Linked DNA regions of Mus musculus: region 1 is linked to region 2. Evidence: chromatin loops called from intact Hi-C (ENCODE). Cell type or tissue: left cerebral cortex. All regions are shown on one strand.

Region 1 (8,000 bases), 420 kb after region 2:
CCTACCTCAAGGGGTCGTGTGCACTCCTGTAAAATAGGAAAAATAAGATTGACTTTTAACAGAGTTTCAGTTTATATTAAGTATCCCACGAGTAAACAGTCACCGCCTTTGCAGTTAAAAAATGTCCTTTGGAGTGAATTTGATTAAATTCTATACATGGTTTTCTTCCTTTAAAATAGAAGTCTCCCCACAGCCCATGCTGGATTTTTGTTTGCTTCGTTGTGGGTTTGTTTCATTTTTAGTGTCTTTTTTTTTTTAACTTTCCTGTCCATTCTAGATGCGCTTCTAACCATCAGACCAGAAGTCATTGGATGACAGACACTACAAGTGTCTTATTGGACACAGAAAATGAAAACAAAGCACGGAACCAGGTAGGACAAAAAGAACCCCTAGGCTTTCCTACCATATCTTATAATTTTCCAGTTGGCTTAACCACTCAACATATTTAAGTAACCAACCGACATATTTATTTAACATTCGGCAGATGGACATGACAGAAACACCATGATTTTTCAGATGTACTTTTTCTACTGAAATACCTCCTTTATGCCAGGATCCCAACAGGTTCTGAAGGTAAATCTGTCCTTACCTGCTGGTTTGCCAGCCCCGGAGTCTTGCACAACCTAAACATGTCCATTCCAATTAATTTAAAACTCTGACATTAAAGCGGAAATCAAATCATTCTCTCGAATCTATTTTTTACCCACAGCATAAAGGAGACTATTTTACATGTTAATAGTAATCTGATGTGGTTGTATAAATCTGATATAAATATGATCCTCTGTTTGGAAATGATGTTAATTTAGTTTAAAATGGAGATTACATTTCAACTTGTAAAGGGGCGGGGTGGAATATTAGCATCCCTGCCTGTTACATAATTTCCCTTTACACTACACAAGTGTGACTCAGAATCTTTTCTGAGCCTCTTTGTCCAAAGATTTCCCATTCTTCTCATAAGAAAAAGAACTTCTGTATTAATGACGAGTTAAGCAGGTGGAAGAAATCCTTAAAAAAAAAAAAAGATTAACACCAACACCATAAATGCATTTTTAAAGAAACATTTCAAGTTACAACGTAATAAACTGAGCAGAATGTCCTAAGAATGTCAAACTGGGCACTGTAAAAATAAATGTTACTCCCATGGAAAAGAAAAAGTCTGCATATTTATGTAACATTCAGCAGATGGGCTTGATATTAATATAGGGTTTTCGGTTGTGCTTTTATAGCTTCTAGATTTTTCTTGCCTAACTTGGCAACCGGAGGCACCATTTGAGTTTTGGATTTGGACAATGCTGCAACAGATGTCCAGACCAATAAACTAAACTCCTTAAGGGCTCTGCTTAATTTGTGTAATTGATCAATTTTGGTTGCATAGGCCTCAGCTCACCAGCGTGTAACTGCTTTCCACAAACGCTTTGCAGTTGGGATTTCGTTCCATATGTTTCAGGAGTTTATGGGCTCTCTCTTTGATAGCACTGCAAACAGAACAGGGTCTGTGGTGACACCTGTTGGCAACAAGCAGGGAAAAACAATGTCACTGGTGCTCAGAATTCACAGCCTTGGCTTATTGACACTTGGGGCCAACTCCTTATGGTGGTGGTTGGGGGGGGGGGGGGTTGTGCTGTGTGTGCATCGTCAGAGCTTTAGTGGTATCCCTAGTCTCTGGTTCCAAATGCTAGATGCACCATGTCCCGGACACATGACAACCTACAGTGTTTCCAGGCTGTTTGAAATATCCCTTCCAGGGCACAGGAGAGGGATAATGGGATGGGCGTCGGGGGTTAATGTGACTCCAGGTAGGAACTCTTACAGTACAATGGATACTTCTCAAAGAGCCACAAACTAGATAGCTAAAGATTAAAAATAACAACAACAAAAAAGGGGGTGGGGCTTGCACAGTCATAGAAGCATGAAAACCTGAGCTGGAGACCCAGACTCCGTGTGGAAAATCGTAGGCATGGTTATGTGCATGCAGAATTCCCGTATGGAAGAAGCAGAAGCAGACTAGAAGTAGCTAACCCATCAGACTAGATCATTACTGCTGCGCTCCAGACCAATGAGAGATGCCGTCTCAAATAAAGGGAACAGCTCCTGGCTAACCGTCAGTTGCCTTCCAACCCCCTCACATCCACCAGCACCCTTACACATGCGTGCATCCTCATATACAAGTTCACCTGCAACTCCCCACATTATAAGCACGAAATAAAAACTGAAAAGAAAATAAACTTTTACCTCACCTTGGCACGTCTCAATCTAATCACAGTTTCACAGGAAACTCGTGGCAACTTCTGCCTGGCCCAGGATACCTGCGGCACGTGCTTCCGGCCCCAGTCTCCTCACGGCACTGGGGTGTGTGGTAATTAAGACATGGGTTTTGAAGCTCAACTCTAAGTGTTCATCACTCACCTATTAAACTTGCCAGAGTTGCTGTGTTAATTATCTCGTTTCCTTGATTTAGCATAATACGGCCTGCAGCCTGTGACAGAAATTAAAGGAAAGACCGGTGACCTCTTTTGTGGTTGTGCTAATAAGTACATGATAATAAATTAGTTTTCAATTTTCAGAAGACTTAACATGGTTTAAAAAAAAAAAAAAGAAGAAGAAGAAGAAAGAAAAGTGGAGCAAGAACGAGATGCACAAAGTTGATACCAGATAGTGGATCAACTCTGAATTTCCTCCACGGAATTTCCCAACCAAGGACAGAGGGAAAGTTAAACAAACTGCACGGTTGCTTTGTTGGCTTGGAACATTGCTGATAATTGTAAAGGAGAGAGAGGCTGAGACCATCCGTGGATATATTAACAATCTATAAAAGCCCATTCGTGCAATTCTTTCTGAGGAGGAAAAGACTTTGAGACACATGCTGAACACAGGCACCCGTAGATACGCCATGCGCAAAAGCCTTTTTTTTTTCCGCGGGAAGACATAACGATTTGAAGTGCTTCTACTAATATGAGAATAAAAACACAGGCAAGGAAATCGCTTCCTCCAGTACCACAGCAGTGCCGTGACTTCTTGGCGTGTTTTGTGTCTCTCTTACATCTGCTCCCTGCCTCTAACAGCTTTCTTCCTTTGGCTGGCAAAACGCAAATAAGAATGTACAGGAAGCCTGGCCCCACTCTGATGTACAATAATATTTAGCTAATTAGAAGAATCCTCCAGCTCATTACGCTAGACAGTAAGAAGGAAGACACCACATGAAAGCGTGACACTTGCTGAGCCCTAGGATGGTGTCAAAGCTGAACTGGCATCACTTTCTCCCATTTCTCTATAAACTTGGTCCGAGTGCAATTTCATTCCTTTTTCCCCACTGGGTTTCACTTTGAGAAGCGATTGCTTGAACACTGTGCCATCTTCTGGCCAGATGGTGAACTGCAGGTTCTTAAAGCTGACAACAACTGCCTTCAGATATAAATTATCATTTTAAGAGAGCATATTAGCTACATTCAAATACAGGCTATTTTATTTCTGATCAGCTTCGATGGACCAGTGTCTTAGTACAGTGCTTTTCTTTGCTCCAAATGTTCAATTAATGTTTAAATCGCACAACTATCTGTCAGAAGCCACAAAAATATTTGCTTGGCTCTTGGAACTAGAGCCCAAACAAGTATGGGAAGTTCTATGACCTTCTGAGATCTTAAAATCTAGTCATATAATTATAAAATGTGAAATATGTGAAATCTGAACAGTACAGATACGGAGTATAAATGACATTTGTGGAAACAAAACAAAACAAAAACAAACAAACAAACAAACACCACAGGGACCTTGTAGGAAAGATATCTTTTGCAAGGAGCTTTGAATGACAACAGAAACACGCTCAAGGTGTGCTGGGTGCTGAGAACCTTACAAACAACACCTTAACTGTCCCTCGAAGCAACCACAGTTTGCTGATACACGTCCTGCAAGGGAGATGAAAAGGCTAACACTCAGGCTGTGCTCTGAACCTATTGTGCGCTGTGCCCCCATGACAGGAGTCAGATTCACAGACAAGAAGACAGATGAGAAGTAGAGTCTGCAAAAGGATGGAGGTGGATGTATCCTGGCTGTCTAGAATTTCCATGTAAGAAGCATTTTTAAAGGAAAATCTGTCTGAGGGAAGTGTGATTGATTGGACTCGGATATGGCTCATGTGTGCCCCCTAATGTTCATGTACTCTAAACTTGGTCTTTTATGTGGAGGCACTGAAAGGTATGGGAACTTGTGACAGCTAGTCTTGGTTGTCAACTTGGCTACATTGGGAATTAACTAAAACCCAAATGGCTGGGAACACCTGTGAGGGACTTTTTTTCCTTAATAAAAGCATTTGAAATGGGAAGACCCACGTTTGATTTGACTCTTCTGAGGTGGAAATGGCCACCTCTCACCTTGGCCATTCCTTCTGATGGCAGCCTGTATAAAGGACATGGAAGAAGAGAGCTTTTGCTCTTTGCCTGCTTGGTCTAGCTCTCTCTGCTAAGTCCTTCACTGGCATTAGTAGAAATAGAATTTCTACTTCTTTGGAATGCTGGCATATCCTGAAGACCAGCTGGGATATCTAGCCTCATGGACAAAACAACTACTGGATCCTTGGACATTTGGAGACAGCCATTGTAGGACTAGCTAGACCACAGCCTGTAAGATATTTTAATGATCTACCCCCTCTATCCAGATATAGACTGAGATAGATGATATAGATAGATTCAATCTAGAAGTTCTATTCTGCTAGAGAACACTGACTACTAAAGACCTTTAAAGACATAGAACTAGTATAAGGTAAGTATGTCACTTAGGAGTCACCCATGGAATGGATTGATGTAGCTCTCATAAGACCTCAGTTAGTTCTTTTGAGAGTGAGCTGTTATTAAAAAGTAAACAAAACACAGACCTTAAGTTTTGTGTTTATATTTGTTTGTTTTCATGTCACTGAAGGTCCTTTACGAGACAAACAGGTTATCTCCAAAACTATAGGCTTTAAAAAAAAACAAATACACAACCTCAGGTATTTTTTTATAGCAGCATGAAACAGACCAATACAGTGCTAAGCAACTCAATTGTGGCTGTGTTTCTGGAGGAAGCCCACAGATCTGAACTCGATAAAGGAAGAACACCGATGGGCATCATGAGAAGGGCTGACTGTCAAGGTACTCGTGGCTGCTGCCACTGGGACTATGCACCTCTGCATATTAAAGAAGAGCAAGAAACCCTATGAAAGTGTCTTCGTGGTTCAAGGCAATCACAGGAAACCCATCTGTAGGCAGGTTGGAAAAAAAGCACAGAGAGAGAGAGAGAGAGAGAGAGAACACAGAAATGTTCACAAAGTTGCATTGAGTGGGGAGATACAATTCATGTAGAATAATGATCCTATGCAGATACTGTAGAAAGTTCATCTGTTCTCAAAGAGAGGAGAAAAGGAAAGGTGGGAAGAAGCGGGGAGATAAAAGATCCGCTGCCAATGAAGACATTTGTCAAGGAGAAGGAATGAGAGGAGCCACGGTGGGAAAGCAGTACAAAGAACATGGTGGGGGCAAGGGCAGAAGCTGGGGTCCCTAGTAAAGGATAAAGAACTTCCAGGTAGTTCTGTGCTCGTGCTTAAGAGCAGATTCACACACGGAAACAGAAAGCAGGAGGTGAAATGAAAGTTTCAGAAATAAGAGAAAACGCACACTTTAGAGGCACTATGTTCCAGAAGCTATGGCAGAATATCCAACTTGCAACTGGAGTCGATACTCACAGCTTGCTTTGGAGGGGATAGGGGTGTTATGCCTGAAGTCACAGATGTGGAAGTCATTAACACCGGAGCCAGAAAGGAAGGCATATGAATTATTAGGAAGAAACCGGGCAAGAAAACAGGGCTTGAAACAGAAAAGATACTAGAGAGGACAGAAAAATCAAAATGGCTGATGTGTACTAGGGGACTGGGTCGCTGAGAATACATTTTCTTTGTAACTGACATTCATGAATTCAGTATCCACTGTGTGTCAGTCACAGTTTTATGGCTGTAGCTAAAACACAGAGACAGCTAAGTCTGTTTCCTCACTGGGCTTAGGTTTTAAGAAAATGGAGAGAGATAATAAAGAAAATAGTATATTAAGTGTAACCATACAGACTTGCAAGTGTAGCCAAAAAGGGCTTCAAGCACTCTATATTGCCCAGGTTGAGTTTAAACTTCCAATCCTCCTGCCTCCACCACCCATGTGCTAGGAACATAAGCATGTGCCACCATGCCTGTTTTGGACAGTGCTGGGTATTGAACCCAAGACCTTGTGCATGCTGAGTGATGCTCTACCAACTGAGCAGCACCCCTGCCCTTTGGCTGTTTCTGGTATACACAGCATGTGATCTCCTGTGGTTTCCTCTAACATGATATCAGGTGATGCTTCATGTAGTGTGGGAAATCAAGCAGGCTCAGGAAGAGGAATGTGGCAGAGCACAGGGACTGTCTTCAATGCAGAGGTCAGAGCAAGCTACTAGCACAAGCCTGGGCAAAGGCCTCAGTGGAATGGGGGACATGTGCACTGAATGTGTAAACATCACTCATCCTTTCTGGGAAAAAAAATGATGGAGTCAAAGGACCGAGGCTGCTGGCAGAATCAAGCGCAAATCTGCCAAGGTAAAAGATTCTTGCCCAGCAAGAGCAGTGGAAAAGACACCCCCGAGGAGGCTCAGGTGGGCAGAGTGTGACCATGGCAGAAACTGATAGAGCCAGCTTCAGAAAGACTCTCTTCAAAGGACTGGAAATGAGAGTCCAGGCAGCCAAGACTGCTCGGTCTGAAAAGCATTGCCCTCACAAGCAAGAGCCTGGGTTGGATCCCTGGGAAATGTCTTTTGTGGTGACTTGTCTGTGCAATCCCGGGGTCCTGGAGATGCAGCCAGGTGGATCCCTGGGGGTCACTGGTCAACCAGTGGCTCTAGCCAAACTGATGTGCTCTAGACCAACAAAAGAATGTTTGACACTGGTATCTGAATTACTTGGCCCTTGACATTCTCCATTCTCTTTGTCTCTGTCTCTGTCTCTCTTTCTCTGCGTGCGTGCGTGCGTGCGTGCGTGCGTGTGTGTGTGTGTGTATTTGTCCATCTGTCTGTGTCTTTGTCTCTGTGTCTCTGTCTGTCTGTCTTTGTCATCTCTCTGTGTGTCTCTGTTTCTATCTGTCTGTCTGTGTCTCTCTGTGTGTATGTGTCTGTCTGCCCAACTCTCTGCCAATGTCACTGTCTCTCTATTTCTGTCTCTCTCTGTCTTGCTTTCTCTCTCTCTCTCCTTAAAAAATGTGTAAATGCCCAGCCCAGCCCAGGCACTGTAAACTAAAACTACAGACAGGTAAGGAAATGAATAAGAAGGGTTGGCCAGATGGAACTGAGACAAGCTGGGAGCACCCTGCCGTGTCCATGGGGCATCACTGGGCTTTAACTTAGATGCTAAATGTAGAAGCGCTCTGATAGTGCAAGACAAGCTAAAAGAGGGCTTCTCCAGGCTGACTCTTGGTGTGTATGCTGTTAGAAATTGGAAAGAATTTTAACATGCTCTGTGGGCCAAGGAAAACACATCTGCAGTCCAGATGGGGCCTGTGTGGTGCCAGTTTGGGACCTCTGGCTTAGAAGGAAGATGTTAGAACAGTCTCGACACTTGGTCATGGCTCTGAGCTACTGATTTCCCGTCACATTCTTCTCTAAAGGCCCACCTGGAGATCTTGCCTAGCCAGAATGCCTACCCCCTCCACACACAGAGACCCCTCTGACTACCATGCCTTGCCTTCCTGAGTGCTGGGGGCTGTAACTCAAGTTCTCACCTCTTCATAGTGTAACGACCCCCTCTAATGCTCTCTCGCGCAGGCTTCTGGACACTTCCTATGGTGCATTTCTTTCCATTTACCTCAGTCTCTGGACAGAAATATTTGAATGGCTTTCTCACTGGCTGTGAAGTCCAAAAACTTCATCTGACCTGAATTCATAAGCTTCCCAGATATGCTCACCCAAGGACATCTTTTCTCGGTGGACAAATTATAGATGCCTGACAATCTGTG
Region 2 (8,000 bases):
CAATTCAAGCTATCTCAGGTCAAAGAGATGGCTCAGCAGCTAAGAGCTTGCCTTGCTTAAGGACCTTAGTTTGATGTCTAGAACCCACATTAAAAAAGCCAGGCATGGTGGAAGGAACTTGTCACCTCAATACTATGGTGGGGGTGGGGGTGGGGTGGGGGTGGAGAAGTGTGGACCATTGGATTCACTTACCAGCCTGCCTGTTTGGTGAGCCCCAGGTCATTGAAACATTCTTTGTCAAAACACAACTGGACAGAACCTGAGGAGTAGCAGCTGAGTGTGGCTTCTGACCTCCAAAGGGATACACACAGATCTGTATGCATAGATATACTTTCACACGCAAGAAAGAACACTTACACTCACAAACACTACACATTAAAAAAAAAACACACACACACACACAACAACACAAATCCATTCTGATTCTCTCCGGGGGAAGCTTTTTGGTCTAAGCGTGAATTTGGCATGTAGATTGTGGTTATATGGAGTTGAACCTGGTCTTCAAAAGAAGACATCTGTGACATACTCTAGCCAACTTCTGGGAAACACTGTTTCCAGAATCTCTACGTTTCCAAAGGATTTCTGTTTGCAAGCTTAGCAAAATTTTCATGTAAAATTTCCCAATAATTCATATTTTAGAATCAATGCCAGACACCCTGGATGAGCTGGAGAAAACCCATCTAGACATTAATGGCTAACCCTGTCTCTTGCCCAGTAAGACACAAATATTAACACACAAGCAGCCTCTTTGATTATCATTAGCTTTACCAGGCTTCATTATCATCATTAGCTTTGGCTACTGGTAGCAAAACAACACATCCTGGAGACTCTCCACAAGTCTGTGTCAGACTCAAGCTCATCTCCCGCCCTAGCAGTCTGGGTACTCAAAACTAACTGTGAGCTCTGTCGTAGGTGACTTCTCCTTTACCTGAATAGAACTCGGCTTGGCCAGCCAGGTCAATCTATTATCCTTAAAATGAACTAACAAAACTACGCATGTGCTCGGCAGTGGGGGAATGACTTCTTCATAAGGAACAGATTAAAAAGGGTCCAAGTGTCTGCTTATATGTGCGAAGCCTGTTCTCTGAGATGAATGCAGTTTCGTGTTATCGTAGAACATGCATGAAGATACAATGACAGAATTACAATTTCTGGAGGGGACTTGGGGAAAAAGAGACAGTCCCATTCAGTCAGAAGGCGAGGTGTGTTGAATGCTGAGAAGTCTCGGAATCCCCTCCACCCAAGCTCTGTTCTCTAGCACTGAGACAAGAGAGACGGACACACCCTCTCTGAGCTCCATTTGCTCTGTGGAAATAAAGATTAGCTCAGTAAATCACACGCACGCATCACGTAACAAGTGTCATTATTACCATTGCCATAAGATGCTTGTAGAAAAGTAGTCCAGGGAAGAGACCCCCCCCCCCCAGTTCCATGACAAGCATGCGTCCATATAGTAAACTTGATGTCAGAATCCAGGGCTTCCCTCTCAAAGACTGACATGGAGAAATAATAAAAACAAAAACCAAAAAGCAAAAAATAAAAACCAAACCAAGCCAAAAGCAATCACGAGAACTCTTGCTACATTGCCCCCGATACAGCAAATGTTGAGAAGACTGGCTATTACATTACAATGGCTGAGGGTAATCTGGTGACATTAAACATGAAGATAATTCAGTCTTTTTAATTGGCAATATTTTTATTATGATATCTGGCTGGGAGCAAAATGGGAAAAATAAAGAGTTTGGATCGTTTTCTTTTAGACTTGCATCTAAGCGATGCGAAGGGAAGCAGGTACCAAAGTTGATGCTTCTTTAGGGTTATGAACAAGAAGGTTTTTTTTCTGCCTGGTAAACTCACGGGGTGAAATCTCATCCCTTGATCTTCAAAGTGTGACAAAGAGCTATTGATTGAGAGCATATTGTCATTTAAATTACAATTAGGGATGGGTGAAAGGTGGTTATTCAACAATTCAAACCTTTCTTTGAATGCTGTCAAGGACGACATAACCTTAACCCAAACACACTTCGGAAACTCCGAAGTTTCAGCGCGTCTAAAATCAATGCGCTCTTCTTAAAGGAAAAGCATCGTGTCATTACACTTGACGTCGCATTCAGTGGTGAAGTTCTTTCAGTGAGCACTGCTCTCGGTCACACAAAAAAGCCCGTGTCTTTACATGACTCTAACACTGCGTGTGAACTGTGAGATGGAATAAAGATGTCCCACCTCCCTCCCTAGCGCAGTTCCTGGTACATACATCTTTAAAAATTAAGTGCTGCAGAGATGATATATGTTTCCATTTAGAACATTTTAAGGAGGACACTGTTCCTCTGACTGTTAAAATCACTCAGAACTTTAATGTCTTTTATTGCCTGCAAAACAATCTTCAGTCCTGAAGGCGTTAGGCTTTGGGTATTTTTACCCAGCACAATGAGACGTCTGTGCACGTGTGTGCATGTGTGTGCCGTTATCACTGATCCTTGCGTCTTGCCAGATGATACTTCATAAATAATTTGCTTTGATGTGGCAAGCACATGTGTACTCATGTGTACAAGCAAATATGCTGTGCCTCCACTGGCAAAACACTCCAATCCATTCTGACATTTTTGGTCCAGCCATGTTCCCTGCAGTTTTCCTGAGAAAGCAGACAGCAGACACTGTGGCTCAGATCTGCTCTACGGAATAGCATTTTGAATTTGTTTTGCTAACCGTCTTCTCTCTGTCTCTCTACCATGCATGTATCCATACCTATGTTTCATTCCAGGAATGGCGTGCATTTGACAGGATGACATATTATGTCAGATCAGAGTCTGGCAGTCTCGTCCTCAGGGCCACCACGATACTGGCAGCAGAAAGTCGTTGAAAGATCCAAGGTCAGCCCGCGCTCTATGGCCTCCCATCTCTTTGTCATGTATGAGGCGTGCATTCAGATGCACACTTGGGTAGTCTGACACAGGAGGTCATAGTACAAACTCAGGTGTACACCATGTTAGGGGTGCACTGCCCAGGCAGGTGGAGGGCCCCTTGGTGGGTGGAAATCTACCTGCAAACTTCTGCTGCAGCTCTCAGTTCTCTTCGTGACATTTCTTTCTGACCCATGAAGACATACTATTCAAGTACGGTGTCCAGTGGAGCCACAGTCTGTCGCCACATCTGCTAAGCAAATAGTAACATCCAATGCTACATTTTATCTGGGAGCCGAGGAGGGAAAAAAAAATCACAGGATAACACCTTTAGAACTAGGAAGTGTGTGTGTGTGTGTGTGTGTGTGTGTGTGTGTGTTGTGTGTGTGAATCGAAGTTTCATGGTCAGATAACAGGATCTCATCAAAATTTCCTAAGGATCCAGGGTAAGGCTGAGGAGAAGAAAGGGGCACTGCACAAACAGCAATACATGACACCCAAACTTTAAAGGTTCCTCCTTCTGTGAGCAGGGAAAAACTAATTAACGGTTCCATTGCGACTAGCTTACATTTACTAATAAAAACTATTTGAATGGCAAAACAGAAATTTGAAGCCAGAGTAGGTTTTACTAGTATTCGGGCAGATATGGCATCCAAATGTTTAGAAAAGGAACTCGGAGAGATTCATGGCATCTGGGGGGAAGTGATGCTCTACTGCCGCCTTGTGGACGGTCTCAAAGTAGTGAGTCTTTTTTTTTTTTTTCTTTTTTTCCCCTGAACCAGCCCCTAATTTATGAGCCTTGTCAATAAGAGAACCAGACACACATGCATGTGGAGCAGATTAAATATTAATAGAGTTTAGTCAGGAAAAATTATTTTAACCAAAGGAGATCTATAAAGAGTCTGCAAATGATTTTGCACTATATTTCAAGAAATTCTCGATACACACACGTGTGTACACACCCACACCCACAGCCACGCAAGCCAGGCACAAAGCATGGCAGACTTAAATACTAAACTAGAAGTTAGTCGGAATAATGCCGTCTTAGTTGTTTAAAAAAAAAAAAAACCCCGGGGAGTTCTGTTCACGTTTTGTGAAATTTTGTCATTATGTTTCAAGAAAATTGGGGGAAATCTGTTAATTGTCATAGAATTAAATGCAGCACCAGAAAAGAAAAGGATGAGTTAAAAAAAATAAAAATAAAAATAAAAAAACTGGACATATTCTGGGGTTCTGTCCAGCATTTCAACTTCAAGTGTTTATTTAAACATAACTTGAGTTTATAAACTTGTTTCCCAGGGAGATTTATAGTGCTTTTTGATTTGGCTGCATTAGAAGAGCCCGGCTTGACTTCCCTGCTACAATGTGTTCCTATAAACCACCTTCCCGCAGGCTGGTGTGGACTGTGTCTCTGCACTGCATCCATCTGTGGTCACAGACAACTGCCCATGGAGATGCTCTGTGCAGGCTGGCCACAGAGGTCAGTCAAATGGATGTGGGGATTCTTTCAGCATCCCAGCCCCAGGACTTGTTGATATCCCAGCAGCACACGTTCAGTGACATCCCTCTTCCTATTATTCAGCTGTTGGACGAATGGTGGAAATGTCTCAACAATCCATTAATAAAAAAGATGATTTTACTCTTAGAGTAGAAAAAAAAAATCTTATTTAAGATGGAAGAGAAAACCAAATTTAGGGTTTTAATTAAAGGCCTTAAAAAAAAAACACCCTGAATTCAGCGAGAAGACAAATAATCTGAGATTTAATTCAGTTTTCAATGATTTTTTTTTTACAGTCCCTATTAAGTCATTACTTTTTTTCCATGCAGGGGAAACATTTTCAGTTGAACTGTATGAAAGTCAGATACCACAGTAATCTAAATATCACTCTGTAGTCCTGTATTTTAATCATTAGTCTTTCTTCCCTTATTTTGGTTTGACGGAAGAAAAGCATATACAGAACGAATCTGCAAATGAAATGATCCAAAGCCACACTCTTGACAAACAGTAATCGGTGCTCTATTGGCAGCACACGGGTTAGTTAATTCTGTGATTCTTTTCTCTTCCAGTGGAATGTGACAAACATTCAAGCCATGTCACTTCATCCTTCGGTCCCATTGTTGAAGAAGTAGGGAAGACTATATGATCATCCTAAAATGTATTGTTTCCCCGTTGTTGTAGTGAAGGGGATGCTGTATGCTTGCACTGACCTGAGAGGATCCTAATTGCCCATCCTTCCAGGGGCAGGGAGGACCTCACTCTCATGCACGCTGTGTTTCTGAAACTCCTTGTATTCTCATTATAGTGTATGCCTTGGTTGTATTGTCATCTCTTATTTCACACACAAGAAAGTAGAGCCTCAGAGAGGTTAACTGAACCAGCCAGGATCACACAGCTTTTCAATGTGTACTTAGTTCCAGGGAACCAAAGTATAGCTCACTATCTCTCCATAGTTGGCAATGCTGGGCCAAATATTATTCAAAATATTCAAATACTTAACAAATGAGAAATGTGTCTATTGGTCAAGTGTATTTTCTGTGATTGATTAGTGAGTTAAAGACTCTTGTATAATCATGTCACACCCAGGACATTGATAGTCCACTGGAACTGAATGCATGATGACAGACACAGCTCTTAAACATATGATGGCGTACAAGACTCACCTGCTTGTGACTGAGCAGCTTGGAAATCTAGAGAAACTCCAACAGCTCTGCTCACGTCTCTTTCTGGGAACACTCAGAATTACGTATGCATCACCGTAGCTTTCTTCTTTAGGTAGGCAGGTGCACCGAGGAGCTTAGCATGAAGCAGCTGATGTCCCTAACTCACCATGGCGACTGCCATTGCACCAGGCCAAGGGAATACAGGCAAACAGGTAATAACGACACAGGCAAACTAAACTGAAATCTTCACAGCCCCAGGCACCCTGCTCAGGAATGCTGAGGGATACTTGAGTATTATCTGAGTCTTTGAGAATAGAAGCCTCTGAGCAGGGGATATTCATATGCAAAGACAAGCTTGGGTATTTCAGAGCAGAAAGATGTGTGTGTGTGTGTGTGTGTGTGTGTGTGTGTGTGTGTGTGTGTGTGTGTGTATGTTCAGGGTAGGAAAAAGGTAACAGCTTTTAAAAGCACTAACCCCAAAGCAGGAGGAATGTGCCCTGAGAGGGAATGTTGTGATAGACTCTGTGTTCCGTAGAGAGTTTGATCACAAGTGTGAGTAACCTTAATTCAGGGTGGAATTGGGAAATGAGAAATTCTTTCCCTTCTCTCTGTCCTTCTCCCCTCCCTAGCTCTCTCCTGCCCTTTCCTTTTTCTTCTTTTTTTCTCTTCCTACCTCCATCCCTTACTTCCTTCATTTCTTTCCTCCCTTCCTCCATTCCTCCTTTCTTTCCTTCTTCCTTTCTCTTCTATGTACTTCCCTTTCTGTCTTTCTTCCTCCTTCTACCTCTTCCTCCTGTCCTCATTTCTCCTTCCTCATCCTCTCTTAACCTCCTTCCTCCTCCCTCTTTCCTTTCTCCTTTCTTTTGTTCTATTCTTCCTTTGTCATCTTTTTTTTTTTTTTCTGTGAAGCAACTAGAAGTTTGGACTCTACTCTGCCATGCTGTCAAGTTTGATGTAGATGTCATCCCATTGTGGGATGCTCTACACTGAACTCTCTTCCATATGGATGATCACCTCAAGGGAAACTCCAACTATGGGCAAAAATGTTATATAGATGGTGAAGTAAGGCCTTTTAGGGCCAGCACCTTCCCATGTTTCAAATAAAGAGGCTATGGCAAGAAGCGTGTGCTAAGCACCATGAGAACACTCCAAGCCTGGACTCTCCCACCTAAGCCATATGCCTGTAGGTGATCCAGGGAACATGGAAGCTGTTGGCTCAAGGTTTAAATATGGTCCATCTTCACCTAATACTCAGAGTCTAAGACACTCCATTGACATTAGAATTGATGTCTGGATGAGCCAACACACAACCTCCTTCAGTAATAATTCTTCTGAATTTAAATTTAATTTAAAGTGTAAGATGTACCGTAATAAGTTTAGGGTTCTTTTTCTTACCCAAGGAGCACATACTTGGTCCATGTCTGAGAATGCACAATGAATCAAACAGTGAAAAAAGAACTCCAAAAAACCTGTAATTGATCCACACACATGCATTTAGAAAGGCAGAACCGCCTCCGAAGCAAGGATACTTTGGGGTATTCCGAGGAATGCTGTCCTCAAATCCCTCTCGTTCACTTTTGCTCGGTCTGTGTTTCTTCTTCTGTTAATGCAGGCCAGGAGGAGTCATACCAAGACAGTAACAAGAAAATGTCAGAGACGCATTCGCTGTTCTTTCCCCCAAACGCTTCCATTGCGTGGGCCTCTAATATCTGTAGCTCTCGCTGTGTCGTCATTGCTTCGCTGGAATGTTTGTGTTATTAGAACCACATTAGGCAGTAAGCAAAAACACGTGCCCAGAAGCCTCCTTAGGAGATCTGTGCATGTTTTCCTGGAGTGGGAACAAAAGAGTAATGGGCAGCAGCATCCAGCAACTTAGCCTCATCTCTATCCTATTAGGATCCTATCCTCAGGAGAGCACTCTGGATTTGAAAGCTATTTGCAAACTGCTTTTTTTGCTTCCCCCCTCCCCCACGTAATTTCTCACAAAGCAGTTGCAGCATACAGGAGGTGGGGAAAACATAGAAAGTCTCGACTTGAATGGGTTCTTTATTTTTCTCCCTCCAAAATGACTGCTGAGTGACAAGAATACTGAGCGAGGTTGTGATTTGTGCTTTTTCGTTTAGTAATGGAGGAGATTTTTCCATTTGGAGCTTTTAGCTTGTGGGAACGACTTTGAAATTGATGATGTACCTTGATTAGCTGGGATTATCGTAATGTGCTGAAACAAAGTCTTGTCACAGGGTTTTTCCCCTCCTGATACAGTAAACTGCATGTCATCTTGACTGAAGAACATAAATACAGTCCACTGACATGTAACTTCATTATATGCCTAAGCTCAATAGTGTTTGAAGGCCTCTTACTAGAGAGACTTCATAAGTTTGTGATACTTAGGTTAGAACATTTATTCATTCACTTATTGAACATTTTATCAGTCAAGCA

What was found. A loop is a pair of places that touch in the nucleus more often than their neighbours do. Peaks named below come from ENCODE experiments on the same cell type or tissue, not always from the same donor. Only the 100,000 strongest peaks of a DNase experiment are listed, where the experiment ranks them.
Region 1: it touches region 2 in a loop (2.9-fold over the local background); 6 of 42 quality-filtered maps call a loop at or near these places.

The regions. Positions count from the first base shown.
Region 1 is chr6:98,100,776-98,108,775 of GRCm38, reverse strand. No RefSeq gene overlaps it. Among named protein-coding and RNA genes, the nearest start is that of Gm32592, 120 kb to the left of the region's middle. In left cerebral cortex, CTCF peaks have their summits at 1,515 (motif pointing left), 3,361 (motif pointing left) and 4,138; DNase peaks (open chromatin) are centred at 881, 1,327, 3,341, 4,084 and 2 more places; H3K4me3 peaks cover 787 bases; H3K27ac peaks cover 901 bases.
Region 2 is chr6:98,521,066-98,529,065 of GRCm38, reverse strand. Gm32783 (a long non-coding RNA gene) reads right to left here. Exons shown (of 3, transcript XR_377905.2): 3 at 7,125-7,389. Among named protein-coding and RNA genes, the nearest start is that of Gm32783, 7.4 kb to the right of the region's middle. In left cerebral cortex, a CTCF peak has its summit at 3,608 (motif pointing left); DNase peaks (open chromatin) are centred at 2,890 and 3,584.